Linked DNA regions of Mus musculus: regions 2, 3 and 4 are each linked to region 1. A link is a loop called in an ENCODE intact Hi-C map of the cell type or tissue named here. Cell type or tissue: left cerebral cortex. All regions are shown on one strand.

Region 1 (8,000 bases):
CACAAGAATGAATAGAGACCTTGCCAACCCATGGCATACATATACATGAAATAACCTCTGCTTTAAGGTGCTGTGTGTTACTGCAGTCGAACCTTGCGGTCCTGATGGATTTAGACAGAAATCACCAGTGGCCTCAGTGTACATAACACACAGGGAGGATGTTAAATTGCATCCTCTCCCTTAGAGACACTCTTCTCTTTTTCACTATCAGGACTGCCTCAGGGAATGACTATGAAGCTGGAGTAATCTCACCCCTTGCCCAGGAGGTCCTGTGCAGAGTGGGAACAGGTCCAAGTTTCAGTAGTTAGCTAAAAATTCACAGGGTAGTTTAGAAACTGAATTTAATTTTAGGGTTGCCTTCTATTTATAGAAAAATGATTATAGTTTTCCATTTGTGGGAGTGATATAAAATGTAAAAAAAAAAAGAATGTCACTAAAGAAAGAGTCATTTTGAAGACTTATGTGAAGCCAATAAAACATGGGGGATGGGGGGAGAGGGGGCAGGGCAATGCTTAAAGCAAAAATCCCAAGGTCAGTTTCCAAGTGACTACCATAGGGGACAGAGCTCAAGTCTATCGCAGAAGCAGAAACTTCCTACAAGGTCAGCCAGAGTCCTGACCATAGCCATGAAACATTAGTAAGGTTTGGGGGGGGGGGGTTTACTGGTGACATGGTGACAGCAGCCATCACATAGAGGCACAGAACAGAAGCACATCTCTGAGCCACCCCTTGCCTGGAGCAATGGGAGCCCAAGATTTGTGTGTCAAATAAGGGATCTTTTAGCAGGACATGGTAAACACACCTGCCCACTTAGGTACTGGGCGGCAATCAGGAAAATATGGGCTCTCCTGTGTGTCCTGGCAAGCTTTAGTGAACAGAGTCAGAGCTTACCAGCTCTGTAAGAGTCAGTCATGTCAAGGGAGCTAAAACCATCCAGTAGAAAAAAGACAGCATTTTCAACAAATGGTGCTGGTACAACTGGCGGTTATCATGTAGAACAATGCAAATTGATCCATTCTTATCTCCTTGTACAAAGCTCAAGTCTAAGTGGATCAAGGACCTCCACATAAAACCAGACACACTGAAACTTATAGAGGAGAAACTGGGGAAAAGCCTCTAAGATATGGGCACAGGGGGAAAATTCCAGAACAGAACAGCAATGGCTTGTGCTGTAAGATCAAGAATGGACAAATGGGACCTCATAAAATTGCAAAGCTTCTGTAAGGCAAAAGACATTGTCAATAAGACAAAAAGGCCACCAACAGATTGGGAAAGAATCTTTACCAATCCTAAATCCAATAGGGGTTAATATCCAATATATACAAAGAACTCAAGAAGCTGGACTCCAGAAAATCAAATAACCCTATTAAAAAATGGGGTACAGAGCTAAACAAGGAATTCTCAACTGAGGAATACTGAATGGCTGAGAAGCACCTGAAAAAATGTTCAACATCCTTAATCATCAGGGAAATGCAAATAAAAAAAAATCCTGAGGTTCTACCTCACATCAGTCAGAAGATAAAAAATTCAGGTGACTGCAGATGCTGGAGAGGATGTGTAGAAAGAGGAACACTCTTCCATTGCTGATGGGATTGCAAGCTGGTACAACAACTCTGGAAATCAGTTTGGCAGTTCCTCAGAAAATTGGACCAGAAGATCCAGCAATACCTCTCGTGGGCATATACCCAGAAGATGTTCCAACTTGTAATAAGGACACATGCCCCACTATGTTCATAGCAGCCTTATTTATAATAGCCAGAAACTGGAAAGAACCCAGATGCCCCTCAACAGAGGAATGGATACAGAAAATGTGGTACATTCACACAATGGAGTAACTACTCAGCTATTAAAAAACAATGAATTTATGAAATTCTTAGGCAAATGGATGGATCTGGAGGATATCATCCTGAGTGAGGTAACCCAGTCACAAAAGAACACACATGATATGCACTCACAGATAAGATAGCCCAGAAACTTAGAATACCCAAGATCCAATTTGCAAAACACATGAAACTCAAAAAGAAGGAAGACCAACGTGTGGTTCCTTCTTAGAATGGGGAACAAAACACCCATGGAAGGAGTTACAGAGACAAAGTTCAGAGCAGAGCCTGAAGGAAGGACCATCCAGAGACTGCCCAACTTGGGGATCCACCCCATAAACAACCACCAAACCCAGTCACTAAGCAGATGCCAACAAGAGCCTGCTGACAGGAGCCTGATATAGCTGTTTCCTGCGAGGCTCTGCCAGTGCCTAACAAATACAGAAGTGGATGCTCACAGTCATCCATTGGATGGAGCAAAAGGTCCCCAATGAAGGAGCCAGAGAGCTGAAGGAGTCTGAAGCCCCATAGGAGGAACATCAATACGAACTAACCAGTACCCCAAGAGCTCCCTGGAACTATACCACTAATCAAAGAATACACATGGTGGAACTTGTGGCTCTAGCTATATGTGTAGCAGAGGTTGGCCTAGTCGGTCATCAATAGGAGGAGAGGCTCTTGGTCCTGTGAAGACTCTATGTCTCAGTATAGGGGAATGCCAGGACCAGGAATGGGAGTGGGTGGGTTGGGGACCAGGGGGAGGGGAGAGGAGATAGGGGATTTTTGGAGGAGAAACTAGAAAAGGGGATAACATTTCAAATGTAAATAAAGAAAATATCTAATTTTAAGAAAAAAGAAAAGAAAAGAAAAAGAGTCAGTCATGTGGGGATTGAGGAAATGAAGGGGAAATCCTTAGCCACTGAGGAGATGAGGAGGCCATTTGTGTATCTGTGTGTGTGTGTGTGTGTGTGTGTGTGTGTGTGTGTGTGTGTGTGTGTGGTGTGTGTTTGTGTGTGTATGTATGTGTGTATATGTGTGTATATGTGTTATGTATGTGTATATGTGTATTGTGTATACATGTGTCTGTGTGTCTGTGTGTTGTTTGTGTGTATGTGTGTATGTGTGCTTGTGTATATGTGTGCCTGTATGTATATGTGTGTGTATATGTATGTGTATATGTGTGTGTGTGTGAATGTGTGTGTGCCTATGTAGATGTATGTCTGTGTGTGTGAGTCTGTGCATGTATGTGTCTGTGTGTTGTCTGTCTGTCTGTGTATGTTTTGCACACACATGTGTTGGGAGATCATTTGGAAAGGACAAGAGAAGGCAGACATATCTGATCTTTAAACTGAGATGTGCAGTGTAAACCACCCCTACCGCCCACGACAGTGTCCCACACCAGCACAGTGCAGCTCAGTGTGGAAATGTTGGGAAGGCAGGGGCGTTGATGCTCTGTGCTGTGAGAAAGCCAAGCCACAGAAAGGACCATGGGCTCTGCTCAAATCCCACAAGAAAGACCCCACTATGGCAACAAATGCCTGGTTGTCATGTCACCCCAGTGCTGACTTCTAAAGGAATCAATTCTCTAGCTGTCAAGTGACGTCCTGGCTTTGAGTCTCCATAGGTAAAGGTCAGCAGGAAGGCAGCTCTGACTTCCTAATGCCAAGTGTCACAGGAGGATGAAGTGGCTGCCTGAAGCTGCTACTGTCAAAGTAGTTCCGTGTGAGTGTGTGATCTACCGGGAGCCCAGCGTGGCAGGACAGAAGCCAGGCAGGGGCTAAATGAGAGTCGGAGAGATGAAAGAATGACAGAATACTTGAGCATGCGCATTCATCTCAGAGCATGTGCATTCGTCTCAGCAGACTGCCCAAGCCCTTCTATCATCCCCAGCATGTCCCGGTGAATAGAGAGCACCAGGGTTCTCATGGTGTCTGCAGTCTCTAGAACTACAGACTGGTACCTCCTTCTGAGAGCCCCTGATGTGATTTCTTCTCCACTCCAAACCACTGGCAAATTCGCTAGGAGCTAGAGGCAAGAGGGAAGGTGTGCGTGGGCAGGAAGGGAACACGAATCTCTGGCTTCTGTCATCCACAAGCTAGTTCTCGTTTTCTGCAGAGACTGTGTTCTGAATGGCAACCTCAAGATGCCCGTGCTTAATGTCGGGCAAAAGCTATCCTCTAACTCAGCAGCCCCGCATCTCATCTGGCTGCAGATGCTAAGAAGCTCCTGATGAAGTTCACCTAGAGTCATGGGTGGACGCAGTGTTGGCCGAGGTGGTTTTGTGAGCGCCACCCAAAGCCTTTTGATCTGACCTGCTTGACAATTGATGCAAAAGGCTCTGTCTGTGAAAGGAGGATTTATAGGAAGGTAGGGTTTGCCTGCCTAGACACCACGGTGAGCAATGCCCATCCAGCTTAGGCAGTTGTCTCCCTGCTGAGGACTGCTTTCTGAGGCTCTGTGTCTACCTCTTTCGGAGGAAGATGAACTTGCCTCTTAATTCTTTTTAAAAAAGAAAACGACTGCATTCTGGGGTCTCACTGCTCTTGAAGCTTTTCCTGATGTGTCACCCAAGAAGAGCTGGGCACACTCACTCACTACCGCCTGGCAGCAATGACAAAGGAGGCTAAATTGTACCGTGGACAACAGGATCTTTCAAGAACTTCTCATTGTAAATCAACTTTAAGAGTGCTTCGCCAACTATAGCCTTGGGAAAGGCAGTCCGCTCAGCAATTCCCTTCTTCTGACAGGCTATTCACAAATTCCTGAGCATCTCAGAGCCAAGAAGTATGCAGCTAATTTCTTCTATACAGCCTGAAACCCATCTCAAGTCCTAAAAAGCTTATCAAAGTGTGTGAGCTGGTGCCACCTTTCGGGCATTAGTGGTACTGCAGCCTAGCTCTGTTATAAGTAAATGTCCAGACCTAAAGCATCATAGAGTCGAGAGATACAGTATGTTTTTAAAAATAAAAAATAAAAATCTTTATATGAACATTAGTTGGTATTATTTTGCAGGGAGTGGACTGGGGTTCTTGGTGTTGGAGACAGGAGTCATGGATATGTGTGAGGAGATGAAGACAACTGATTGACAGAAATGTCTTTGAAAAATTCTCTGTGTAGAAGAAACTGATCCAGTCCTAACCCTCCCCCCACTCGCCCCCAGCTGAGAGTTGGCCACCCTGTGCGATACTCCAGGAAGAGCTTGCTCGATGGGAGGTGTGAGCTGTCTTGGTCACACACAGCCAGGATAGTAGGCTCATCCTTCAGAGTGCAGACGGGCCAGAAAGGAGCTGCAGAGCGTCCATGCGCTGTGTAATTCTCAGGAATAACTTTACAGTGGAGAGTAAAGACAGGCAAAGATAAAGCGAAAGCAGTCGCTCGATGCACCTACCAGGGGTCACGCGCATGCGCTGTTCTTATGATGCCTCACAAGAAGGCCGTTCCTTTTGCTTTGGAGTAAAGAAAGCTTAGCAGGCTGTTGTAACTTGTCTGAATTCACACGCCTTATAGGAGAAAAGGGGTGGATTCAAACTCAGGCCTTTCTGAGGTTGCTTCTGAGAGGTTCCTAGGCTACCCCGTTTCTTCCCTGTTGCTGTCACCGAGAACTCTGAAGACAACGAGAATAAAGGCACTTACTTGTCCTTCAGAGCAATGAGTATTGTGCAGTTGGCTCCGTACCAGGTGACGCAGGAACAAAGGAAGCATGGAGAATAATCCCAAGAGAAGCTAAAACCATGACGTCAGCTGAAGAAGGCTAGTTATGTTGTGGGTCTTAGGTTCATGGAAGATTCTTGCTAGACGGTGGCCCCCGCTGTTCGTCATCGGAATGAGAGAGGAGGAATTTGGTCCCAGCAGCAGCCTACAGATGTCTGTATGGGAGGATTTCCTGGTCTTGGAATGGGTCAAGACAGAAAAAAGGGGGTGCAGGGGAGACACAAATGCACACAAAAGCAGAGCCGGGTTGTCTTGGTGTGTGGGCTTTGAAGAAGCCAATGTCAGCCTTACTAATGGGACTCACTGGGCGTGGCCCTCAGGACTGTGACACTGGCACTTGGGGCTGTAATGGAAAAGTGGCCAGATCCCTGGAGAGTCAGCACTGACTACAGTGCTGGGGAGATAAAATCCCCACATTAGTCTTTCACCACTAAATCGTGACAGATCTCAACAAGCACAGAGCACTGTATGGGGGTAGCTCCTAGGACCAGTGTCTCTGGCTCTGCCCCAGGAAGGGCAAATTGTCTAACTTCTATGAAGTTGGTCCCCTGGTCTATAAAGTTGAGCTAAGGCTGTGCTTGCCTAACCTGCATGAAACCAAGGCTTCTGTCCCCAGGGTCTCAGAGAACCAAACCAACAAAACACTGGACCAACCCCGGGGCCCCAGATCAATCAGGATTCTGCAGAGAAGGCCTTGCATCAGCTCAGCGGTTCATGAAGATTGCCTGACATGTTCTTGATGATTGATAGCCAGTCCCTACTCCCCAGTCTCTCGAGTTCACACAAGTCTAAACAAGCTCTGCTTTCAGAGAGGAAAGGCCTTGGTTTTATGTCCTTGGATGAATCCTGCAAGATTACTCTATCAAACTTAGTCAAGGGCACTACTTACAGCTAAAAGGGGTCCGGGGTGGTGGTAATGATAGAAGCCCTCCCCCACCCCAGGCCTGTCAACCCAGATCTTCCTAGACCTTCTAGAGCAAGGGTTACTTACTGTCCCCTTGGGCCAATCTATCTAGTCAATGTTGCCTAGTTGCATTTGGCCCATCTAGGTCACTTGTCCACCTAGAAACAGATTCCAAAGAGACTCTAAATTCTCTTTGATCAAGCTGGCTTCCAATTTCAAGCCCTCTGCTGACTTCCCAGTGGCTTCAGCCAAGTCCCTTAATCTTCCCAAGCTGTGATTGCCTCACCCATAAGGTGGGATTGAAAGCCTTGGGGCTCTGTGCTATGCTTGGAATTAGATTACGCAAAGCACCTGGCGCAGGGCCCATGTGGGGTGAGTGCTGAGAGGGGTGGTTCCTCTCTCCAGGCCCTAGCTGAGCCACGTGAGGGCACAGCTGGCTCCCCACAGCAAAGCTTCCTTTCCTTCCTTCTTCCTTCCTTCCTTCCTTCTGTTCTTTCTTTCTTTCTTCCTTTCTTCCTTTCTTCCTTTCTTTCCTTCTTTCTTTCCTTCTTTCTTCCTTCCTTCCTTCCCTTCTTTCCTTCTTTCTTTCTTTCTTCCTTCCTTTCCTTCTTTCTTTCTTTCTTTCTTCCTTTCTTTCTTTCTTGTTTTTGTTTTGGTTTTTTTTGTTGTTGTTGTTTTGTTAAATTGTATTTCTTTATTTTACTTTTCAAGGGTGTAAAACCAGTAGTATGTCTTTGATAGAACCCATATCTCAAACCTGGAATTTTGATTCTCTCCTGGGATCTCCTGAGATCGCCACCTCAGTACAATCTTCTCTGGCAATGCTTCAGGCTGCAGCCAGTCACCAGCTATCAGGGGAAACACTCAGACACAGCCCGCTGTGTAGCCCAGTTGAGGAGTGAGGCTTGGTATAATGTGGGTTTAATGCTCCTTCGACTGTGGTTTCCTGTGGCTTTATCACCTGTCCTTCATGAGCCCAGGAGACCTAGACTTTATCAGACAAGGCCTCCTCTCCCCTGGTGCCTTCTCTAGCTGAGTTTGGATCATATGTATACCAGGCTAGCCTTGAACTTAGCTGAGAATGGCCTTGAACTTTTGTTCCTCTGCCTTCTGAGTGCTGGGGTTACAGCTGTGTATCCTGCTGCCTGGTTTTATGTTAGGTTGCAGGCATTCTTAGAAGCAAGGCAAGCACCCAAGCTACACCCCTGCCCTGTACCCTTCTCTTCTTGCCTTGGCTTCTGGTGAACGTCAATGAAACTTCTTACCTCAGTTTCTCTGAAATAGCTAGTTGGGGGTGGGGGTGGTCACTGGCAAAACTTACTCTGTAGGCTTGCCAACATGTGGGAGGTATTTGGATGCTTGCTTAGCAAGGGAGGCCAAGCTTTCTTTACCTTCTGTGCCGCTGATATTTGGGATGGGTTGCTTACTTGTGCAGGATGAGAGATTCCAACAGCATCCCTCTCTTCTGTCCATGTTCCACTTCAGGACAGCCCAAACCAACTCCAGATATCTGAACCTGGTAAGTGTGCATGTGTGTGTCTGGGAAAGTCTCTGCGAGTCACTGG
Region 2 (8,000 bases), 250 kb before region 1:
AGTGGGTTCAAATGAACAGAGGAAGTGATTTTATGCCTTTGGGGGGGTGGAAACAGAGATAATAAATAGGAACGATGAATATTTACAGTAGGAACAACAAATAGAACATCAGTAGGTGAGCACAAGACACTGAAAAACCCAGTTCAGACTCTGGGACAAGTGAGCAGCTGAGCCAGAAAGAATGGAGAATGTTTGTGAGTGATGTAAGCAGAAAGAGTCAAGGTGCCACGCAGGCACATGGCACAAGAGTGCTACGATCTATATTCATTTCCTGTGGCAAAGCCTGGCATGTTGGGCTTCCTTCCTTCCGGGCAGAACTGACTAAATGCACACTCTCTTCTCTGCAGTCTCATACCTTTCTGGGGTTTTCCTAGCATGTCGCCAGCTCTTCCCTCCCCAAAGCATAGCCTATGAGAGATGGAGGTCCTTTATACAGAGACACCAGCTGAGTTTGGGGGAAGTGCTTAGAGAATCATGGCCTTCTGCGGCCTCAGGGGCCTGCCAGGGAGAAGAAGGGTAGTTGGGTAGGTAGGTCAGAATGCATGCTTTTCACCCTGCTCCCTAGAACAGGGAGCATGCTACCTATGGTCTGGGACACATCCAGCTGGGGGCCTGCTGAAGAGAACCTTAGTGGAACAGAGCCAAATCTGTGTGGCAGAGGGTGCTTTTGTGCTATGATGGCAGATCTGGCTATCGGCAGCAGAAACCATGCAGCTTGCCGAATTGAAACTCCCTAATTACTATTTGGCCCTTCGTAGAAAAAGTTGGCCGAGCCTTGCTCTGGAGACCTGGCCCAGGATACCCTCCACTTCTCTAACACTGGCTGCCAAAAGACTGTGTCAGCCAAAGAGGAAGGAGATTATGATGTTGAGAACCTGTGAAGTCCCTTCTTTCCCCTTTGACTTTTCTTTTGTCTATCCACACCTCTCTCCTTGTTGTTAAGTTTCCACTTTGGCCATGGAGAATAAGCTACTCGTCCAAGTATGCTGAGAGTGACATTCCCCACAGGCAACGGTTTCCTTAGCGGTCCGGATGCCTTCCTCTCTTCTCCCTCTTTGAGGACTGCGGAGGCCACAAAGTTGAATTCCAACTTGGCTGTACCGATCCAACGTACAGGCTCATGGACCTTGACTGGGATCAAGCTGAGATAGCAAACCTCTAAAGAAAGGCTGTGTGTGAAAGTCTCCCTCTAGGTATCCGGCTGTTGGGGGCAGGGGTGGGGAAGAGACACCACGTGGGCAGTGCTGCTGTTCAGGGGCTGCTGCTGGGGGCAGGGGTGGGAAGAGGGGTGGGTAGTGCTCAGGGGTGGGAAAGAAACGACGCCCATGTAGGCAGTGCTGCTGCTTGAGCTCTTTAAAAAAAAAAAAAAACACCTCACAAAAAATTACCCTCCAGAGGTGGGCTAGGGTTGGTTTGGTTTTCTTCCTTCTCTAACCTGGTTTTTGTGACCCAGTTGTTTGGTTTGAAAGCCATTTATTTAGATGACAGACACATAGATGTCAGTTGATTTAAAAAAAAAAAAAGTAAAATGGAGACTTGAAACAGTGGTCAAAAATAAACAAACAGGGCCACTCCTTCAGTGTCCCCCAGACAGAACAATGGCTCAGAAATGACACACAGAAAATGTACCATCCATGTCCCCTCCAGCAGCTCTGAAACACTAGATCCCATGCACGACACTAAACTTCCGGTTTGGGACTGAGTGGGGCTAAGCCCTTCCTCCTCTCTGCTCTCTCTGCCTTGTCAGCTGTATCTCCACTCAGCCCTACCCCAGAACCCAGCCCCTGCTCTGTGCAGACAGTACTGGGAACTGTGGGGGAGGGTTTACCACCCACCTGTGGCCCCTTCCCTCCCCGGCTGACCTCCCCCCAACAGACCATACTTAAGCCACCAACTAACTCCACAGACCGAAGAGACAGTTACACGGCCGATTCAATACAACACTCCCGCCAATAAGCTTACACAGGTGCCAACCCACCAGGCACTCGAGACCTTGCTGCCCGGGAATCTTCATCTCACCTGTTCACACACCTGCACGAAGTCCACAATTTGCACACATCCAGCGTGTGACATCCCCCCTCTTTAATGTAAATGTTTTGGAATGTCCATAGATAAGAAAATGGACAGCCTGGAGGAAAGCTTTCATGGCCCGGTTTTCATTTCACCTCCGGATGTCGGAATACTCAGACTGTTCATCCTCCCACTCACTGCTTCCAGAGGGTCCCTGAGCGCTCTGGCCACCGGTTCTGCCTCGAGCATGGGCATTCGGGTGGCTTTTGCTCCCTCGCTCACCCTTGGCACCTCTGTTGGCTGTTAGGTGATGGTCTGTGTCCCGGTGGTGAGGCCTGGAGAGCTGAGCCCTGTCTGCCAGGGGCTGATGCTCTGGGGCTGCCGTGGGAGGTCTCTGTATATTGGAGGTGCAGAAACTCAGGATGGAGCAGAGGCCTCCCCAGCTCTGTTCACACTGAGCCTGGACGCTGCGGGTGACTGCCTCCTTCACATCTTCCCCGCAGGTCAGCAGCAGGTTCACAAGGTCCACATAGGGCCTAGAGATGAGAGCCGAAGCAGAAAGAGTTAAGAATGGAGTATGACCTAAAGGAGCCCTGGGGAGTTGGGACTAGGTCAAGAAAGAGGGAGACACTGTTTAATTTGGGTGATCTTTGTGGCCTTGGTTCCATAGCAGGCAACTGAGGGTAGTAAGGCAGGTTCTTGCTCCTCAGATGGGTGTAGAGCCCTAGGAAAAGGGGCCATTGACAGTGTGTGGATACACAGAAGGAAAGCCAAGGGCTAGCACATTAATTTAAGGTAGCAATTCCAGGCAGACGAGCTGTGTGAACAGAGACCATACCTTGGGCACATCCAAGCTGCAGAAACTGGTGAGTTTTAGTAAGTGGTGGAGGTCCTTCAATATCAAATTCATGTGTGTGTGTGTGAGTTCAGTGAAAAATTCAGCAAGTGTTGGACTAAGGAGCTCTTGAGCAGCCTTCAGGAGACCCCAGAGGTACCTTGCCCTTCATAGGTATTGTCAGTGAGGCACTCCCAATGCCACTTTCCCTGCCTGTGTGCTCCGGGCTTATGCTTACAATGGAGGGCTTTCTGGAAAGCTGCTGGGTATGCCTGTCTAGGGAGTCTGCGAAGGACTGAGATGTGCTGGGGATGGATGACAGGTCCCTGTGGTGTCATCTCCCTTTGCAGGTAGCAGGGAGTTAACATGTGGTCCATAGCCCTCAGTCAGCCAGGACTCCCCTTTCACTGGTGTGTGGGCTGGCTGTCAGGGTGCCTGTGTCCAGAAGGAAAACAGCTCTGTGAGGCAAACAAGGTCTGTGGGGGGCTCAGAGATGTGCTCTCCACCTGCACTGAAGCCAATGACAGACAGCCTGAGTTCTTCTTTAGCCAAACAGGTGGAGGACTTCGCTCCAGGGGGCAGAGGAAGTGTGCGCACTCTTTATATTTATAGGCTTTCTTGGTAGAATATGTCTCCATCAGCGAGTTCTCAGGACCTATCCACTGAGGTTTTCTTAACTCTCACTGGCCTCTTTGGACTCCAGAAAGAATGTGGGATGCTTTGTGTGACTCTGTGTGGCTAACTAGAATTAAGCAGTCTCTAGCCAGTATACGTCCTGGACATATCTGCCTAGGACATACAGCTACCCCCCCTCCCGCTCCCCCGATAGGGAAGTCACCATGGGATGTGCAGCCATTTATAAGGAGCAAGGGTTCTTTCCTCCTTGAGACTTGACTTGACTCTTGGATGGCTACCCTAGAGTGTGTGTAAACTTCCCCTGCAAGTTGGCAACTGTTGCTCTGTAGAAAAAGCAGTGTCTGTTATGTGTGCTATAGTCACTGCCATTTGCTAGTTGCTCCTCAAATAGGATTGAGTTGTCCTTACTTTGAGGATGTAAGAGCCAGAAAGAGTGTGAAAGGAAAGTTCCCTCTGGGAACACTTGGGCATACTTCCTGGCCTGAGAACAGCCCAAAGGAGCATTCTGGAGCTGGCTGTTTTGAAGACTACATTACTCCTTAGGCTTCAGTTTGTGCCCAGCTGGTGGGCTAGGTCCTGAGGCTCTCTCCAGCAGGCCTCTGCCAGTGGTAAAGGATAGTTTCACCCTGTCTCATTGAGCCCTTTGAGGAGGAAGGTACCCAGAAAGGGATGCTGAGATTGCTCATATCCTTCCACCTTTTGGAAGCAAACACTATTTTATGAAGCTCAAGTCTACTGAGTCTGTCTACAAAATGGAAGAAGATGTTCACTCACTTGCTGACTCTATCAGAATCTGAACTGACTCTCCCCTTTATGCTTCTTAAATGAAACTCTCCTGGGAATACAGTTGTCTCTGGTGCCTTTCCCATCACGTGTATCTACCATTGGATCCCGGACCTTCAAGGCAGACACTGGCCTCCAAGGCAGGACTGACTAGTCCTCCACTCTTGGGCTTGCTCTGTCTTCTCTCTCAGGGAGGAAGCTGAGCCCTGTGGGGAGGGTGTGTGTGGCCAAGTAAGTTAATTTAAACCGTGCTTTGGGTTGGCAAGGTGCCTTCTCATGCTGCAGGCTGAGCCTGTCTGATGACAAAATCCAGCACTCAACTGAGTGTCAACAAGGCTGAAGGAGGGGGATGTGCCTGAGGCTCCAAACCCTTGGTGGCTGCCAGTACCTGGTGACAGGGTGTGCAGAGACCAAGGGAGATGGTCACAGCTAGGAGGAGGCAGACCATAAGGAAAAAGTGGGGTAGATAGGCACACTGACAGGGGCAGCTTGCAGCAGACTGGCCACTGCTGCTGTAACCTGCTCCCAACATGAGCCCAAGAGAGGATGGAATGGTTTGGATTCTGCAGCAACCGACTTCCTCCTCTTTAGCGTGAAAAAGCAAAGTTGGCTCACATTCTAGTGTTCATGACTCTTGCCACACACTCAGAGATGACTTTCTTGGTATTTTAGGGCTCAAAGTGTCCTTTAGCCAGTTAAACTGGTTGAAAACTTGGGAAAGTTCAGGCAATTCAGCTTGAAGTTGAGGCACTGCAGAGATGCATTGCAACAGGGAATGGAGGGTTTCAAGGGAATGTAGCTGGAGTTTGGCCCAATCCACTGCCCAGAAGGACTGGCTTAGCAGGAGTAGGCCCTGCACGTGGTCTCCTGGCAGTGTTCTTAAGACATCCATGCCTCTCCTCAGGGTGTGGGTCACCTGCATCTCCAGAGCAGGCCAGTGTTAGCTACCATTGCTTATTCTAAATGGCATGCAGGACCCTTTGAACAAAGAGTCTGGAGGCCATGCTTCTCTGGGAGAGACACGAGAACAACACAGACACTAGAACACAGACACTAGAACAGCACAGTGCTTCAGCCCTTTGTAAATTCTAGGGTGGGGTGTGTGTTCCCCAAACCTGAAAATTCCAAGCTATCCCAAAGACTTCCCTTTTTAAGAGGATATCAACATTTCACACACTCCAGGACTCTACCAGAGATGTTTACCAGGTGCCCAGCCTCCCACTCACAAGGTCAAGAAGCCATCTTAAATCAGTCACAGAGCCTTCAGAGGTTCCTTGGCTGTAAACATGCACTTCTTTCAAGAGCACCTTGAAGTAAAAGACCCTAACCCTCTGGTGACGATGATGGAGCAATTAAAAAAAGGAAGATGCTCTGGTCACATATGAAGACCCAAGAAGCCTTATCAGGTCTAACAAGAACAGGCTAAGGAAGAGCGGGGCAGAAGGCATCCCGACTTACTCTTCAGATGCAGTTTCAGTCATACAGTGCTTGTGGATTCAACTAGCCAACCCCAGAGCACTGTTTCCAGAGACTGCTTGGCTCTGTGCTGAAGCAGACTTTTTTCTTGACACTATTTCCCAAGCACTGTAGACTAACATCTTGCAGCAATTGTGTTGTCTTTAGGTATTATCACTCATCCAGAGTAGATGGGAGGATGCTAAGTCATATGCAAATACGTCACTGGTATAGCTAAGGCTTTCTCATCCATGGATGTTGATGTCAGGGAGGGCCTTGAAGCGTCCATCCCCAGTGCATAGCCAGAGAAGACTGCATTTCCATTCCCCAGGCTTCAAGGTAGGAATCAAATCTCACAAGTAAGAAACAAGCTCTTAGTGTCACCAGCCTTCTCTATGGAATGGAGATGCTACCTTCAATCTTGTAGTTAGTTTGGAAAGACAAACGTGGTAATCCATGGGATATCCCATAGACAAGGTCCTGGCACACCAAAGAGAAATCCAAGACAATTACAATTGCTGCTGCTATTACATCATTGCTTTGTAAATATTCGGGAAAATAAAAATATGTTGTAAAGTGTTAAATGGGGTTCTAAAACCATGCAAGATATTTTTCTTTTGAAAAGAGCAGTTTGCAGAATTTCACCATGAATAATTCAATATTGTACCAAGCAAGGTGTTGCAATCTTCTAACGACCATATAAAGTGGGCAGATAGGAGGGGGCTTCTGATAGAACCTAGGCATTAGTGTGGTGAAGGCAGGGAATATGTTGGTGACATAACTGGGAGGTTGTCCCTAAAGTTGTGCTGATTTGGCCCAATGAGTCACTTTGGAAAGACAGGCATTGCTACAGAGGGGGCAGTGACTGGCACTGGTCTGCTCAATGGTGGCTTCCCTTTTGATCTGTATCTGTCTTTGGGGCCTATAGGCCAGATTTCATGTTAGAAACAATGGTGTAGTCTGCTCTAATGCCCTGCAAAATCCAGGATCCTACAGTTGGGGCAAGTTTCAAAGAATGAGAGTTTTTGGCTTTATCACTGAATTGTGACTTTTAAAATCCAATTTAGCATGCATGTTTCTGATGTTTGTTTTGTGCTTTCTTCAGAAGTAGAGAAGGGGAAGGGGAGTCTCTGAAAGACGAAAAGGCTGCGGATCAAATTGGAACATTTAAGAGTGTAAATGTTGTAGCCACACTGCCTGGACGCCAGACCCTAGCTTTGCTTTTCCCTGTGTGTCATTCACCTCAGCAGGCTCAGTTTTCTCATCTGTGAATTGGGGATATAAAGAGTTGTTGTGAGGGCTGGGTAACATCCTTGGCAAAGCATCTAGCAAACAAAACCAGGTACCAGCTGTCTATACTGACACCCATGAGCTACTTGGACCACACAGCAACCAGTTGGGACTTGGCTAGGGGCAGAGTGGAAAATAATCATCTGTTTCTGTTTGTGGGAATTTCAAATCTGATGATCTTCTGGGGGGCTTTCTAGCTTTCTGGAGCATTCCCCCAACTGTATCTACCAGGAGGTAGTTTACTTCCAGAAATAGCATCCTTGAACATACTTCCAGCCCTCAGGACCCCACTGCCAGGCAGCCCTTCCTCCCGTTCTCCTGGGGATGGGACGCTACTCACTCATGCAGCAGGAGATCCTTGAAATGAATCATCTCCACAATCACACCGACGTTCTCCTGGGCTGCGGAGCACAGGTCATGCTTCAGATAGCATTCCCTCTGCAACTGGAAAACCATTTCCCTAATTGCTGGACACTTCCTGCTGATGCAGCCAAATTTATGACGCAGGGCATGGGCCTTGCACCTCAGGGCATCCTTGATGAATGACTTTCCCTGGAGATGGAGGACAAAGAAGGGAGGGGCCAAAGGAGAGCTCGTCACTAGCCAGGATGACACTTGCCAGTCTCAGGCTTGCACAGGAGTCTTTGATCTCAGAGTCCCAAGGTTCCACTCGAATGGATGTACTTCCAGGTGAGAGGCTATATGGGAGCTACATCCAAAAGTGACATGACACCTCCCCAAACCCCGTGCATCAGGCTAGAGTGGATGTGAGGTTGATACACTAGCAGATCTCTGTCTCCCCATCCCAGTTACTCTTCTGGTTTCCTGAAATGGGGGCTTCCTCCAGGCAGCTGGGTGGAGGCTGCCCGGTAGCAAATTCTCTGGAACCCCAGGGGATTGGACCATAACTCCTTGGCTAGTATTAGCGAGAGCACACTTCTCTTTTGCTCTCCATCCATGGAGGCCATGATCTTGGAACCTTGCATTTCTG
Region 3 (8,000 bases), 660 kb before region 1:
AAGAATTTAAATGAACAACATACTATTAAGCAGTAAGACTTGTGCCCAACTTAAAGGGTGTCATACCCTAATAAACGAAGAAAAGCCATTTTAAGCGTCTACTGGCTGCTAAAGACTTACTTTCAAATGCACATAAAATACTTACTCTGTAGGAACAACTGCTTTGTTTAAATAGTGGTTCCAAAAGCTCTCTTGGATTGGGGCCTTTGTAATCCTTTTCTTCTTCCTAGAAAAAAATAAGCTTAATACACAGCTTTCCTAGAACTTCATCCAACCCTGCTGGTTGGGTATGAATTCAATGGTTGAATCACAAATGCTTGGAAATAAAAGAAAAAAAGAGCTAACAACTTGAACAAGAACGTATGGGATGTTACTTCTTTTAAATGAACTGAAGTATGAAGCCACAGAAAAACCTTCTATAGCACTTCATTCTCTTTTTAAAAAGGTTCTGAAGTATCAGTTTTCTGACAATCCTTGTAGACTTATTTCAGAATTTTTAATCACCCATATTCCCCCCTAAATTCTAGCTATTAAAGTCTTAGAATGGTTCTATTGTGGAATGGTGCTTTTCAGTTTCCTTCATATTTTTATACTTCAGGCTTGAGCCACACATGTGGGTGGATTTTGTTTTAAGGGGGTTTAAAACAGCATGGGATAGCTGCCTTGGACAGACTTCAAATATGGAAAAAACTTAAGAAAAGCCCTGAGTCTAATATTTCTACTTTGCAGACCATGAAAATGTAAATTGGCTTAATCAATGCATTGGGTAGAGGAACTGAGTTTCTAATTGGTCCAGGGATGCACAGCTAACCGTAGCCTATACCTCAGCCTCCTGGCTCTAGGCTGTTGTCTTTTACACCTTACTATGTTGCTTCTCCTGCCTCATCGGGAAAGAAGTCATCGCCCTGAAGGATGGCTAAGAGGAGTTAGGTTGTTTTAGGAGGAAGAAAAGGGCATGCGCTGAGGTAGTGAGAAAGTATAAGGAACCTGGAGAATTATTTATTATAAAAAATTCTTTATGAAAGCACTATGTTTACATTAAAAGCTGTATTGTGTTCCACAAACACCATTTCTATAAAGGAAAACAAGCAAAGAGTTAGCTTTTTATTCAAAACATTAGTAACTAATTCCTCTCTCCCATTTGTAATTTTAGACAAGGTCTCACAATGTGTCTGTCCAGCCTGGCCTTAAATTCATGGTAATTCTTCTGCCTGAACCTCTTAGTGTTGAGATTAGAGGTGTGAACATCACACTTGCCTGGTTGCTAATTTTTCTAAAATAAATTCCCAATTTAATATTTTTTGCTACAAGGCTGTTGAGACGCTTGTTACTTATTTTAATATATGATCATAAGGCTGTAAAATGCATCTTTAGTTAGAGAGATCAGCAATATATGTATAAAAAACATACCTCATCCCCACTTGTCACAAGTGGAAGTATACATTTGTATTTTTCTTTATGAGCAGTTGTCATGATGATGTAATTATCTTCTTTATACAAAACTCCAGTTGTAGGCTAGAAACAGAATCAAAAGCATACATTATTTTTTGTCAGTTAAGGTGCTTTACCCTGAATACATTCAGTGCTCTTTAGAACAAAGGTTCCTCAAGTAAATTGACCAGTTCTACTGAAGATTGTTAAAGCACATTTTCAGATGTAGGCAAAATAGTGTAAACATCTTTAAATGATAAGGAGGAAATTAAAAACTGTATACTGTTGTCCTATCTAACAGAAAAGATAAAGTTTGGGCTGTAAAAGAAAACTAGTAAGGCAATAGATTGAAGTTTAAATGCTAATTAATACATACATTGAGGCTATACATTGTGGCACACACCTTTAAGCCCCGCCCTCAGGAGGCCGTGGCAGGCGGATCTGTTTAAGTTCTAGTTTGCACTTGTTTACTTTTTTGGCGGTGCTGGCAATGGAATCCAGATCTAGGTGTGTGGTAAATTTGTCTGTAGTAGTTACACATGGATAGACATTTCAGCACTACAATCATTCAAAACTGAATTTCCATTCTTGTTAGATTATACACCAAAATCTCGTATTCTAGGACTGGAGAGATGCCACAGAAATTAAAAACACATTATTACTCTTCTCGGAGGGGTGAGTACAGTTCCCAGTTCTCACATTGGGAGCCTCACAGCCACTGGCTCTTTCATTCTTGCCTTTTTACACAATACACATTAATTAACGATCATAAAATCCTTTTTAATCTCATGTTCTAGAGTCCTAAATAATAGTGGTAATACATTCAAGCCTCTAGTCTATTCTGCATGGCCAGTAGTATTCCGCATATAAGCTCACTAATATCTTCCAAACCAAATAGCCCTCTCAAATGCCTTAAGGGAAAAGATTCTCAGAAGCTGTATACGTCGTTTTTAAGTGTGTGTTGGAGAGAAAGAATGAATAGAGATGGGACTCCTGTCTGTTGGACGGTTGTGCGGGTAGGGTGATGTGCTAGTTAATTCTAAAACTTCCTCCACAGAGTGGGGCTGTAGAGAAGCCAGATCTAACGTAATGAGATTTAAAGGAGGGAGATGAAGTGACCGCTGATCTCCTAGTTAGTATGGAGGGCATATCCACTTAGTGTGCTAAACGAATTAATGAATGAACGAACACACTTAGGCTTGGGGTCGATAAATGCTTGGGAAAAAAAGGTTCTGGAAGAAAAAGCTAAGGAATCGAGGGCTGGCCCGAATGCTTCGTGCCAGAAAGAGGGGAGAAGGCTGCGGCTCGTGAGGGCACTGACCAGAGAGAACTCGGTACCAGGCCAGTTGACTCGGAAGGGGATGTCGTCGCTGAGCTGGGGCAGCGCTCGGCCGCCGCCGGACGCCTCCAGGAGACCGTACAGAACCAGCAACAGTGGCCCTCCGGGGACCAGGCTCCGCAAGCCGCCGTCTCCTTCCTCCATTGCCGCGTCCTCCAGCCACCGTCACAACCTCCTCTACCAGAGGAGAACAGGAGGAGGGGAGGAGGAGGGGGAGGAAGGGGGGGAGGAGGAGGGGGAGGAGGAGGGGGAGGAGGAGGAGGAGGAGGAGGAGGAGGAGGAGGAGGAGGAGGAGGAGGAGGAGGAGGAGGAGGAGGAGGAGGAGGAGGAGGAAGAAGAGGAGGTACTACAAAGCGTCCTTAGTGCAGGGGACCCAACCGCCGCCGCCACGTCTCCTTGCAGACGGCTGGGCAAAGCCGCCTCCGCCTTACAAGGGCTTGGGGCCACCGCTTCCGGGGCAGGCAGCACATCAACATCCGGGGTTGTTGAGTCGGTGGCCTACGGAAGCCCGCGCTTGGGTCGCGTTGCATTGCGTTGCTGCTGTAGCATCCTAGCGGTTGGACTCAAACGCAGAGGCCCGGGACTGACGCCGGTTGAACGGGTCTGGAGACGGCGCTTGGACGAAGCGGCCCGGCCAGGTGAGTCCTGGCCCGCGCGCTCAGTCCAGCCGCTAGGGACTCTCGGGATTTGGGGGTGAGTGGGCGGCGGCCCGCTCTCAGAAAGCAAGTAGAGAACCGAGCTGTGCAGAGTCGAAGTAGAACTTACAGTTCCGACTGAGCTGCCTACCCTCCAGTCTTTTGCTATTTGCACTCTCCATCTTCTCTCCAGAAGCTTCTCTTAGTTTCTTTTGATGGCGACTGTTGTCACGTCTGTCTCAGATGCTGTGTGTTTGGGGACACCCCCAGTGACACCTGCCACGTCCTTCGACTTTGGCATAGATTTGTTGGGTGGCTAGGCGCGTACAGTCCTGCATTTTTACTTCAGGAGAAGTTTTCCCTCCCTTGACTCAAGTGTTGGACTGTTGTTATTTTACTTAAGTCCAGAAAGTTTATGTCAAGGCCAGAGCCAGGTGAATGTGAAGTTATGAATCAAGTTACAGCAGACTGAATATAGACAGAAAGTTTTGGTTTTTGTCCCCTTCTTGAAAAAAGAAAATAATGTCCACATTTTTTTTCATCTCCTGTGTAATAATTTTACAGTGTTTGCCATAGAACATTTGGTAAGGACTGCCCATGTTGTGGTGTTAAAATCCACTGGGAGAAGAGACTTAGACTCAATTCAAATTTAGACTAAATGAACTTATTCTTACTGTTGGCAGAAGGAAGGGAGCCATAGAGCAAATACAGCCCACCATGCAAAAGGTGAATTAAGGTGGGGCTTTAAGGAGGACATCTGAATTACATGGATTACTGATATCCATGGAGTCTACATCTGATCAGGAAAATTGTCTCACTTCTCTCAGTTGTTTCTTACTTTCTCATTATACAGTAATAAAAAAAAAAAAACCATTTTATCCCTTCCCCAAAGCGATAGTAAGTTTTACAAAAGGCAAGCAGCCTTTAATGCTTTATAGCCCCATTGTCTGATTCTTATCTATCCATTAGGATCTCCCAGGCATTCCAGAGCAAAAGACTCATTGGCCAGTTAAGGGAAGCCTGGCTCCACGTTAAGTTTCGTCAGTCATCACAGAGGACTTCTACTCTAATGACTGAGATAGAGCAGTTCATTTTTCAGTGGGTAAAAACATAGTGCCACTAGATTAAGGCTGGCTGTCATATCCCCACACTCAAATTTGAACCAAATCAAAAAGCAGGAAGAGCAGTCCGTTTTTCAGCTTTGTAAGTTTTCTTTAAGGTAAAGACTCACACTATTAAAACAATATTGTTCTAGAACTGATGTTTTGTTCATTGCATTAGCTCATCATAATGTTTAATGTGTGTCAGGCATTGGGATTGGTAAGCTAGAGAGTAAATGGGCTCCTGTCATTTGTATCTCATTTTCTATCATTGAGATACTACAAATGAATAATTATGAACTAGGGGCTAGAGAAATGGTCCAGTTACTAAGAGTACTGGCTGCTCTTCTAGAGGACTGGTGGTCCCAGCACTCACAAGGAGGCAGGCTCCAACCATCTGTAACTGCATTTTGAGATCTGACACATGCATAGATATGCACAACACAAAACACATCATCATCATAGTCTCATAAAAATTTCTAACTAGATAGAATAATACCTAACATTTATTATTTAGTTTCTGCTAATCATAATATGACTATAAATACTTCTGCTGCGGCCACCTTGGGCACAAACTCGGCAGACAGTCCCACGGTCCCCTGAGGACTCTCCATTCTCCAGGTGCCCTAGCACGCCCAGGATCTTAGGATCACTGGTCAGTAGAACACAACATCTGTTCCAACACCACCAGGAGTGCCTGGGCCCAGCAGGAGCAGGGACATAGGAACCTTGCCCGACCAGTGGCTCAGGTTCCTTCTAGTCGGCACTGGTCTACCTTGGTTTCGATCTCAGTGGACAGCTCCATGCCCCCCACAGGAGGTACCACTTCCAGGGGCTCTAACACGTCCAGAATCTTAGGATCCTGGGATCCCAAAGAGCTTGGTCACGTGAAGATCTTGGTCACGTGAAGATCTCAGGGTCTCAGAGGAAGCTTGACTGCCAAGAACTCTGACACACCCAGAATCTCAGAATCACAGAGAAACCTGGAGTCTTAGGATTTCTGACTGAGACAGGATTACAGAGAGGACAGGCAACAATCAGATATATGGAGGGCAGGGAGCACAGGAGATAATCAGATCGTGTGAGGCAAGCATAAGAACAGAAACAACAAACCAAGGTTACTTAGCATCATCAGAACCCATCATAGCAAGTCATGTATATACCATCACACCAGAAAAGCAAGAAATGGATCTAAAGTCACTTCTCATGATGATGATGGAGGACTTTAAGAAGGACATAAATAACTCCCTTAAAGAAATATAGGAGAACACAGGTAAACAAGTAGAAGCCCTCAAAGAGGAAACACAAAAATCCCTTAAAGAATTACAGGAACACACATGCATACAGGTGAAGGAACTGAACAAAACCATCCAGGATATAAAATGGAACTAGAAACAATAAAGAAATTACAAAGGTAGACAAATCTGGAGATAGAAATCCTAGGAAAGAAATCAGGAGCCATAGATGCAAGCATCAACAACAGAGTACAAGAAATGGAAGAGAGAATCTCAGGTGCAGAAGATTCCATAGAAAACATGGACACAGCAATCAAAGAAAATGCAAAATGCAAAGAGATCTTAACTCAAAAAATCCAGGAAATCCAGGACACAATGAAAAGATCAAACCTAAGGATAATAGGTATAGATGAGAATTAAGATTTTCAAATTAAAGGGCCAGTAAATATCTTCAACAAAATTATAGAGGAAAACTTCCCTAACATAAAGAAAAAGATGCTCATGAACATACAAGAAGTCTACAGAACTCCAAATAGTTTGTACCAGAAAAGAAATCCCTCCTGACACATAATAATCAAAACACTAAATGTACTCAACAAAGATAGAATATTAAAAGCAGTATGGGAAAAAGGTCAAGTAACATATAAAGGCAGACCTATTAGAATTACACCAGACTTCTCCCCAGAGACTATGAAAGCCAGAAGATCCTGGACAGATGTATACAGACCCAGAGAGAACACAAATGCCAGCCCTGGCTACTATACCCAATTGAGAGAATTACTGTAGATGGAGAAACCAAAGTATTCCATGACCAAACCAAGTTTGCACACTATCTTTCCACAAATCCAGCTCTTCAAAGGATAATAAAGGGAAAATTCCAACACAAGGAGGAAAACTACACCCTAGAAAAAGCATGAAACCTAAAAGAAGATAGCCACATGAACAGAATCCCAACACTTACAACAAAAATAACAGCAACAATGAATTTTCCTTAATATCTCTTAATAGTAATGGACTCAATTCCCTAATAAAAAGGCATAGACTAACAGACTGGCTACAAAAACAGGAACCCAAATTTTGCTGCATACAGGAAACCCACCTCAGGGACAAAGAGAGACACTACCTCAAAGTAAAAGGCTGGAAAACAATTTTCCAAGTAAACGGTCCAAAGAAACAAGATAGAGTAGCCATTCTAATACCAAATAAAATCGACTTCCAACCCAAAGTTATCAAATAAGAGAAGGAGGGGTACTTCATACTCATCGAAGGTAAAATCTTCCAAGAGGAACTCTCAATTCTGAATATTTATGCTCCAAATGCAAGGGCATCCACATTCATTAAAGAAACTTTAGTAAAGTTCAAAGCACACATTGCACCACACACAGTAATAGTGGGAGACTTTAACACCCCACTCTCATCAATGGACAGATCCTGGAAACAGAAACTAAACAAAGACAAAGTGAAACTAACAGAAGTTATGAAACAAATGGATTTAACAGATATCTATAGAACATTTTATCCTAAAACAAAAGGATAGACCTTCTTCTCAGCACCTCATGGAACATTCTCCAAAATTGACCATATAAACAGTCACAAAACAGGCCTCAGCAGATACAAGAAGATTGAAAGAATCACATGCATCCTATCAGATGACCACGGACTAAGGCTGATCTTTAATAACAATATAAATAATAGAAAGCCAACATTGATGTGGAAGCTGAACAACACTCTACTCAATTATAACTTGGTCAAGGAAGAAATAAAGAAATTAAAGACTTTTTAGAGTTTAATGAAAATGAAGCCACAACATACCCAAACTTATGGAACACAATGAATGCATTCCTAAGAGGAAACTCATAGCTTTGACTGTCCCCAAAAGAAAATGGAGAGAGCACACATTAGCAGCTTAACAGCACACCTGAGAGCTCTAGAACAAAAGGAAGCAAATTCTCCCAAGAGGAGTACACCGCAGGAAATAATCAAACTCAGGGCTGAAATCAACCAAGTAGAAACAAAAACAGCTATACAAAGAATCAACCAAACCAGGAGCTGTTTTTTTTAGAAAATCAACAAGATAGATAAACCATTAGCCAGATTAACTAGAGGGCATAGGGGCAGTATCTCAACACAACTGGAAAACCTGGATGAAATGGACAATTTTCTAGACAGATACCAGGTACCAAAATTAAATTAGGATCAGATTAACGATATAAAAAGTCACATATCCTCTAAAAAAAAAAAAAGAAACAGTCATTAATAG
Region 4 (8,000 bases), 240 kb before region 1:
TGTGCGCCTAGACAAGCGGGGGTGAGAGGCTGAACTGACTCCACGCGTGGTCGCGAGCAGGGCAGCGATCACTCACTTGGAGAACCCTGACCAGCACTTGTGCATTCCGGCTCAGGCAAGGAGCGCACGCACGCCACGGCCGCCGCTTTCACACGGCCCCCGAGGAATTGCGGGGGTGGGGGCGTAAGGAGACGAGCGGCAGACACGTTTCTTTCTCTCCCGGGAGCTGGGAAGAAGGCCAGCCCCGTGTGCCACACGTCAGGCTTTTGCACTGCAGCTTGCTGGTGAGCAGGGCCGCGCACGATTCGGATCGTGTCAACAGTTCTTCCCGTGCTGACTTGGCTAGGAGCATGGCTGCAGCAGCAGAGGTACGCTTTGCGAACCCCCTCCCCCAAAGGAAAAGTTCCTAACTGGCCAGCAAAGTTCTGGGCTGTCCGGCATCTTTGGAGAAAACGGAGACAGTACATGCCAGGCTGGCCGGCTTGGAAACGAAGTTCTGGGTGCAGGGCGAGCCCAGCTCTGGGGTCCCTTGGTACTTCGCACGGGCCAGGCGTGACGAAGTGCGCCCTGCTCCGGGCCCGGGACTCTGGCTGGAGCTGGCAGCAGCGTCAGGCACAGCCTCGGTTCCCCTCAGCCCCGGGGAAGGCTAGCAACAAGTCTTGCCTCAGCCATTTCATCACCCTGCTAGCACGTGCCGATCCCCGGCTCTCGCAGCCCGAGCCAGACCTCGCTTCGCCTCGCTCTTCCCTCTGCACGTCCCGAGCCACGGAGAGTTTGTGCCGCCCGGGGTGAGCTCGGGTCGCCGGCTTGGGGCTAAAGGCACCCGGCGCGCCGCGAGCATGCACCCTGTTCTCCCCCGGCAGCTCTGGGCTGCAGGGCGCACGCGTTTACCTGTGTTCTGCAGGGACAGACGGCCTTTCTGCTGCGAGCTCCTGTCTTGGGGACCTTCCGGAGGGTTCGTGGAGTCCGTCCCCTGCGCCGGGTCCAAGGTGGCAAACACCAAAGCCAGGGTCACAAACTGGCCCAGCCGCTCCGCACACATGGTTCTGGGTATCACCCTCCCGCCTGGAGACCTGGATTCTTTGTGCGCCCCTCCTCCTCCTCTTCCTCCTCCGCCGCTTCCCCCTCCTCCCACTCTTCCTCCTCGCTGGCCCCTTCCCTCCTCCTCGCCGCGGCTCGGATAGAGGTTACCCAGCGCCCTCCCGTAGCTCTCTGGAGAGCATGTGACCAGGCCGTTAGCCGCGCCGCGAGTGCCCGGCGATAGCAGGGATGGTGCCTCAAATATCCCTGGAAGCTCTGGTGTCACTTGAATGAAGGAGTCGAGCAGGTGTTGTCCCGGAGGCTGGACCAATCGGAGACCCCGGCCCGTTTGACAACACAGCGGGAGGCGGGGCCTGCGCCAACTTCTACGGGAGGAAGCGGAGCGCCTCCGCGATCGCCCCACAAAGTTGCAGACCTGGCGGCGGCCACGCGTTTGCGTGGTGTGTGTGTGTGTGTGTGTGTGTGTGTGTGTGTGTGTGTGTGTGTGTGTGTGTGTGTGTGTGTGTGTGTGTGTGTGTGTGTGTGTGTGCGAGACGCGTGCGCGTGTGCTCCGGGGCAATGGCACGCGTTTGCGTGGTGTGTGTGTGTGTGTGTGTGTGTGTGTGTGTGTGTGTGTGTGTGTGTGTGCGAGACGCGTGCGCGTGTGCTCCGGGGCAATGGCCGAATGGACTGAGGGGGAAAAATTAAAGCGGATGCCAACTCTACTTGCAACTAAAAACTAAAAAAAGGGGGGTGGGGGGCAGGAGAAGTCGGTCTTCACAGGGACAGAGTCCCCAGGGTTCATATCCAGCTGGGAAAGTTTCCTCTTTGGAACACAGTCACATTCTCAGCCAGGAGACCTGAACAGATTAGGACAGATACCTGGTCACAGAGATGGTGCGAGCAAATTGAACTCTGGTGGGAATTCCTAAGCGTCCTGACGCTTGTTTTGTTTTTTGGGTTTTTTGGTTTTTGTTTTATTTAAAGGCGCTTGAGGACAGGCGTGGAAGCTGCTGGCCTGATTGACTTACCCACTTTCTGCCTGAATTTGATGGGTCCAATAACACCTGGGGCGTCTCGTCTCGCTCCTCCTCCAGTCCAGACGGATTCCTGTCTGGGCTTCAGGGATCCAAGTGACAATTCATTTCACCAGGTGAAAATTCATTTGCATCATTTCCTGGCTGGTGGCCTGGAGGCCCAGGCAGCCTTGGGTCAGGCGGCCACAGACCATCGCGTGCCCAAGAGGCCAGAGCTTGACAGGCAACTTTAGGCGTCTCCAAATACAGTCTTCAATTTTCTCCAAATGCCACTCGGCCCACTTACGGGTTTTGTTTGTTTGTTTGTTTGTTCTACTCTGCAGTCCTCTGATGTAAAATTAAAGCACCCCACCCCCCAAATCTTGGGACCTTCTATTTTTTTCTCCTCTTCTTGGAGCCCCCTCCTTAAGCACCCTGAGAATCAGATCGCCTTCAGCTGCAATCTCCGCTGCTGGAGGAAGCGGGGAGAAAGTTGGGCGCTGCCGGGAGCGTCTTTCCTCCCTGCTGTGTGTGTACGTGTGCACGCTCACGTCTCCCTCGCGCTGGGCCCGGGACAGGAACTGCTGCTCTTGGCCTCATAAACCCGAAGGAGTAATTCGGGGGGCCAGCTTGATTGGGGGAGGGTGGAGAGGCGAGCGTTGCCACCTAGCGCCACATGGCACTCGTCCGGTATTGGCACTCCTTGCCCCTCCCCCGCAGTCCCCACCCTAGTCTTGGAGAACAGGTGAGCCTGGGTACCAACTCTCAACCCCCGTCCTTGCCCGACTTCCCGCTCGCCCGCGCATTCTGCAGTAATGCGCCTGGGAGGTTTCATCACCCACCGCCCGCGGCGACTGCAACCCTGGGCCTCCGAAGCGAGGCCCGCTCTCAGCCTCTTCTGCGCCTACGTGTGACACACCTGGGGGAGGGGTATAGAAATGAGCGCGCAGGTTGTCTTTCCGCAGCTGTTCAGCTTCTCTGGGTGCCAGCTGCCCTCCAGCGAGGGAAATGAGAAGCTGGGGGTCAGGGTGACTGCTGCTTCAGAAAGGAGGAAGGAGCCCTGGGAATGGGCTTTCCAATGGGCAGGACTTCTTGGAGCTTCTGTCTTAGTACCATACAGTTCTCGGCCCCAGGAAATGGTCAGTTTGAATCTCTTAGTCTTCGATGGTAGGAAGAAACTGGCCATTCGTCACTATAATAGCAGTGACTTCCTCATTTATCTTTTGAGGAAAGTGGTGGATATTGGGTATAATGATGGACCATCCTTGCTTGCTTGAATAGTCAATTTAGCTCCCTTTATTAGTTTAGGAGATGAAGACCCTCCTGTACATCCTTCAAAACAAAACAAAACACACAAACGAACAGCATTTTGGTCTGCCCCCACCCTTTAAGGCCGAAAATTTCCTGGGAGAGTCAAGTGGCCCTCAGCCTTAACTTTAGAGCTAGGTAACCTCTCTGTGGCCTCTTTCATGGAACAAAAATATCAGAGAAACAGAATCTGGAGATTCAGGCAGCAGAGGGAAACCACCCACTTTGTTCCATTGTAGAGAGGCCCTGCACCTGCCCTCAGAGGATCTGCATGGTTTGAAAAAAAAAATCATCTTGAGGCTTTAACTTCACATTTCAAAGGAATTTCATGGTTCCCCCTGAACCTACTGCTGCTTTGGAAAGAACACATAGTAGCTAGATGCGTGGTATAAGCACACATGGGTATCCGTTCTTGAAGTTTCATCTCTGGCCAATGCCAAAGCATGCAGACAAAGATGTTCTCCCAGTCCATTTCAACAGGGCTGCAGACAGACTGGGAGGTTTCCTGAGTAATCCTCTAAAGGCCCAGAGCAAATGTTGTGGGGCATGGATCACACTGGTGTCTTTGTTGTAATTTCCCTCTTCTCTGCAGACTCCTTTATCTCCCTCGGGCTGGGTTTGGCAGTTGAGTGGAATGGGCTGGGGACAATAGAGGACGCTTACAAAGCTAGCACTTAAGCACAGGCATCAAACACATTGCAAGGTTGAAAAATTGGTATCTCTCTAACCCTAACATCCACCCTAAGACTTGGAGGAGCAAGAACTGGCCAGCCAGTGCTGCCCTTGGGGCTCCAGTGTCTGTGGACAGGCCTACTTCAGTTTGAGACATATAACTGCTGAGACAGGACTGGTTTGTCTGTGACAGCCAGACTTGCGGGGCGGGACCCCTGCTTTCCCTTTACCAGTTGCCCTCACTCAAGTCCAAGAGTGAAGTGCTTGGGTTGAAAGCTAGAGGAGAGTATTGCCAAGTGGATGCAAGGGGAAGAATGTTTCCATGGAGACAAAACACAAGAAAAGAGGAGGGACACTGTGAGTTTTGTGTTGAGAAGGAGGCTGTCTAGTTTGGTGCTAAAGAGGGAGACGAGGTAAGACTGGGCCACGCTGCCATATCTGCACCCTCTGTGGAAGACCTATCATCTTGATAGGTATCTAAAGATGTGACAAAAGATGCTCTTTGATTGGGTTCTCCTTAGTACTTAGAGGAAGCTGGGGGTGGATGGGTACATTTTGGAACAAGATGAATCTAGTTAGTGGAAAGGAATAGGTTGAACTTTGTGGGTTGTAGTATCTAGAAGGACAGAAGGTATCCTTGCTCCGATGTGAGTAGGTGGGGGTCTAGCAGACAGGCTCATTCTAGCTTGCTGAGGCAGGGATTATAAGTTGACACATGTCTCTAGTCCAGGCTTCTAAAGGGTTCCAGAGCCTGAGAGAGGAACATGGCTCACACTGGGGAGCTCCGCCCACTAAATGTCCCAGCCTATAGGGGCAGGCTGGCTGAGCTTATGGCACCACCTTATGGCCAGAAAGGGTACTGTCTGACCGAGTAGTGGACTCACTTCTAGGCCCTGTAACATTAACTAGGCGTCCCTAAGGTCTGCTCGGTTTCTTCACACCAGCTCGCCTTGGTCAGCCAGTTCTCACAGGGCTATGATTTAACTTCATGCGCACAAAGAAGGACATCTCTCTCAAACATTTCTATTCTCCATCTTTCCTCTGCCCTCCATCGCCTTCTGTGCACTCTGCTTTTTCATACTTGTAAGAAGGAAAACAAGACAAAAAGGGGTGGGGGTTAGAGGTAAAACTGGAAAAAGTGTCAAACTGCTACATTAGGCTCTCCAAATTCTCATAAGCAGAAGTCTCCCTTAAAAAGTCCTGATTCTCCCCCTTGTCCTCATTCATTGGTTGCTTTATTGACCAGGCTTCAGGATTAAAGGTGACGAAGTCTTTCCCATTTGGTTTTGCTTACTAATAAATCTCCAAAATGTTTTCTGTTCTTTTCCCCCCTTAAACCTCAGCTCTCCAACATCCAACTGAAGAAGGCTTTTGGGTCTGGCCTGGAAACCAACCACTTACAATATTTTTTTAAAGCTGGGCATAGTGCTGCATGTCTTTATTCTCAGCTACTTGGGTGTCGGAGACAGGGGGATGGCTTGAGCCCAAAGCTTCTTGGCTAGCCTAAACAATACTATGAGGAGAATACATTCTAAGCTCCCTAACTAGCTTTCAGAGTGCTGGAACAAATTGCTTGTGAGCTGGGCATTTCCTCTGTCTCATCAATTAGTACTATTAGCAGTCAAGCCATCACTGGATTGGCCAGAGATACAAATGATATAGAGGAAACATGTAAAGTCCCTGTAAGGACACTGTAGCCCTTACAGCAGACTTGTTTCCTGGGATAGCATGAGAAGACAGTAACCATCAAGTGTCTTCTGTGGACTGAGCTGTGTTAGGGTTTCATCACAAAGCCCCAACAGGACCCAGAAACCATCACCGTTTCCCTTGGGATGGAGCTTTTTCGTTCTTCTCGTGTGCTAAGACAAACTTTAGGAAAAAAAAAATATATCCCAAACAAGGGGCTGCCTGGCTTTACAGCTGAGGCCAGAGGGACACTTGTTCTGGGAGGAGGTGGTGTCCTTCTTGCTGGTTTTGAAACTTGAGCTTAGAAATGCTGGATTTCTGATGGATGAAGGAAAAGGTTTTTTGTGGGGCTTGTTTTCCAAATGAGCCTGACTTTGGAAATCTTTGGTAAATGATGAAATTGGTTAATGGGATTTAACCCTCATAATGCCTTCAGGAGCCTTTGAGATGTTTCTTCTTTTCCTTCCCCCTCCTCTTCCTCCTCCTCTTCCTCTCCCTCCCCCTCTCCCTCTCCCTCTTCCTCCCTCTCCCTCCCCCTCCCCCTCTCCATCTCCCCCTCTCTCTCTTTCTCTCTCTCTCCCCTTCTCCCTCCCCCTCCCCCTTTCCCTCTCCCCCTCTCTCTCTTTCTCTCTCTCTCTCTCAGCAGTTCTATTCACAAAGAGTGCTACTTCAGGACTTGTCAATTTTTAGAAGTCCTCTGAAGACAACATTAGAAGAAAGGATAGAGTGAAAGTCTATCTTAAAATTATTTGGTAGGACATTTGGCAAGTCTATGTATTCTATGCATAAGTCATAGAATCTTGGTTTAATTTTTATGTCTTTTACATTTTATCATCCTAGGGTTTATTTAATCATTATTCACCAATTACTGTCAATTATGGTAATGATCTCTGAAGTGGGACGCCAAGGAGGGATGATGGAATGATCTGGAAGGATGATGCAGAGAGAAAGAAACTGTTGGTGAGTCATGTAGAGTGCCCCCTCTGTTCTCAGGAAGGTATGACAGACGATGACACCATCTTTGCAGTCTTCAGCTAATGGCCACTGTTCCCCCCCTCCTCCCTTGGACATGCATTTATTTATTTAACTTCTGAGTAAATGGTAGTGTTTATGGGGCATACTTATTTCTTTTGATTTCCATGAATGTAGAATTTCTAATCCTATGTACAAAATGGTCTAGAGGAAGACTGACAGTGGGAGATGCACAATTGTTAGAGATCAATGCAAATGAGATCAATGTAAAAATGGCAGTACTGCACACTGGGAATAACGATGGCACCAAGAGCCATGTGAGCAAGTCCTAGGCTATGAGCCAGCTGGATGCCAACCTAGATGACACTATCCACCTTACGGTTCTGTGAGCAGGCAGAGACAAGGAGCAAGCACCATATTTTCATCCAGTTAGCCATTCAACAGGAACAGTTTTATCATAAAATATTTTACAGCACCAACTTAGAACGTCCCATCTTCCTAACAGAATGGAGGCCAGTGTTCTTTATATCTTCTGTGATGTTTACTTACCAAAATCTACTTGACACAGTTTAAAACGGACAATGGAGGGAGTCCAATCAAAGGTAATTGCAAAGGAACAGCTACTACGGAGACAGAGGAGTGTGTCCTGATGAACACCCTCATGGGTGTTTATTGTGAACCATACTTCAGTGCTATGGAGCAGAGGGTACAATCAGTCTCTCCGGAACAAAGCTACAGATTGTTGAAGGCCTTGGGAAGCATGGATTCTGTGTAAGAATCAGAATGATGAGCTAGCAGTCACCATCTTGAGATCTGAGACAGCTGAGATGAGTCTTCCCCAGTTTCACACCTGACGCACTGCCGAGCAATTAGATGCAGTCATACAACAGTGCTCATGTTAGGTTTATATCTTCTCAAAACTAGGAAACTATGCTGGGGAAAATTTCCACATTTAAATGATTAAGTTTTACAATAAAGTTTTACCTTCACAGGTTAGAAACAAACAAACAGGAGTCTTCTGGCAGCAGCGGACAGGATGAGACCAATTAGTTCTTGCACACAAAATACTAACCCCCAAATGAATGCTCTGTGCATGTTGGAGTCCCTGTGTCATTGACCACCTTCGTCACTCATTCCTGACCTACACTCACCCCTGATGCTGTCCATTTCCAGCTGTCTCAGATTCATCAATCTGCTGGCTGTCGGAGCAGGAGGCTGCGAGGGAGATAACTCTCATGGCCCTCTACTTATTTTTCCTCAGTGTTATTCGGACTCTAGTGGGAACAGGCGGCACGGGAGCAAACCCATGTGACATAGGAGCTTTAT

Evidence for each region. Peaks named below come from ENCODE experiments on the same cell type or tissue, not always from the same donor. Only the 100,000 strongest peaks of a DNase experiment are listed, where the experiment ranks them.
Region 2: a loop joins it to region 1, with 2.3 times the contacts of the local background. A loop is called at or near these places in 15 of 42 quality-filtered maps.
Region 3: it touches region 1 in a loop (2.0-fold over the local background); 2 of 42 quality-filtered maps call a loop at or near these places.
Region 4: a loop joins it to region 1, with 2.5 times the contacts of the local background. A loop is called at or near these places in 17 of 42 quality-filtered maps.

The regions. Positions count from the first base shown.
Region 1 is chr11:31,610,642-31,618,641 of GRCm38, forward strand. It overlaps Gm35063 (a long non-coding RNA gene), which reads left to right and starts at 7,163. Exons shown (of 3, transcript XR_381134.2): 1 at 7,163-7,350; 2 at 7,871-7,954. In left cerebral cortex, a CTCF peak has its summit at 4,696 (motif pointing left); DNase peaks (open chromatin) are centred at 3,811, 4,687 and 6,790.
Region 2 is chr11:31,357,983-31,365,982 of GRCm38, forward strand. Stc2 (stanniocalcin 2) reads right to left here. Exons shown (of 4, transcript NM_011491.3): 3 at 7,350-7,561; 4 at 1,459-2,546. The coding sequence ends at 2,162. Among named protein-coding and RNA genes, the nearest start is that of Stc2, 8.1 kb to the right of the region's middle. In left cerebral cortex, no CTCF peak of the experiment used is centred here; a DNase peak (open chromatin) is centred at 4,505.
Region 3 is chr11:30,951,162-30,959,161 of GRCm38, forward strand. Erlec1 (endoplasmic reticulum lectin 1) reads right to left here and starts at 2,970. Exons shown (of 14, transcript NM_025745.3): 1 at 2,753-2,970; 2 at 1,411-1,515; 3 at 146-226. The coding sequence starts at 2,914. It overlaps Asb3 (ankyrin repeat and SOCS box-containing 3), which reads left to right and starts at 3,237. Exons shown (of 10, transcript NM_023906.3): 1 at 3,237-3,408. In left cerebral cortex, CTCF peaks have their summits at 2,507 and 3,339; DNase peaks (open chromatin) are centred at 2,546, 2,800 and 3,249; H3K4me3 peaks cover 2,292 bases; H3K27ac peaks cover 1,187 bases.
Region 4 is chr11:31,368,821-31,376,820 of GRCm38, forward strand. Stc2 (stanniocalcin 2) reads right to left here and starts at 1,241. Exons shown (of 4, transcript NM_011491.3): 1 at 892-1,241. The coding sequence starts at 1,042. In left cerebral cortex, a CTCF peak has its summit at 4,871 (motif pointing left); DNase peaks (open chromatin) are centred at 174, 708, 926, 1,317 and 2 more places; H3K4me3 peaks cover 2,753 bases.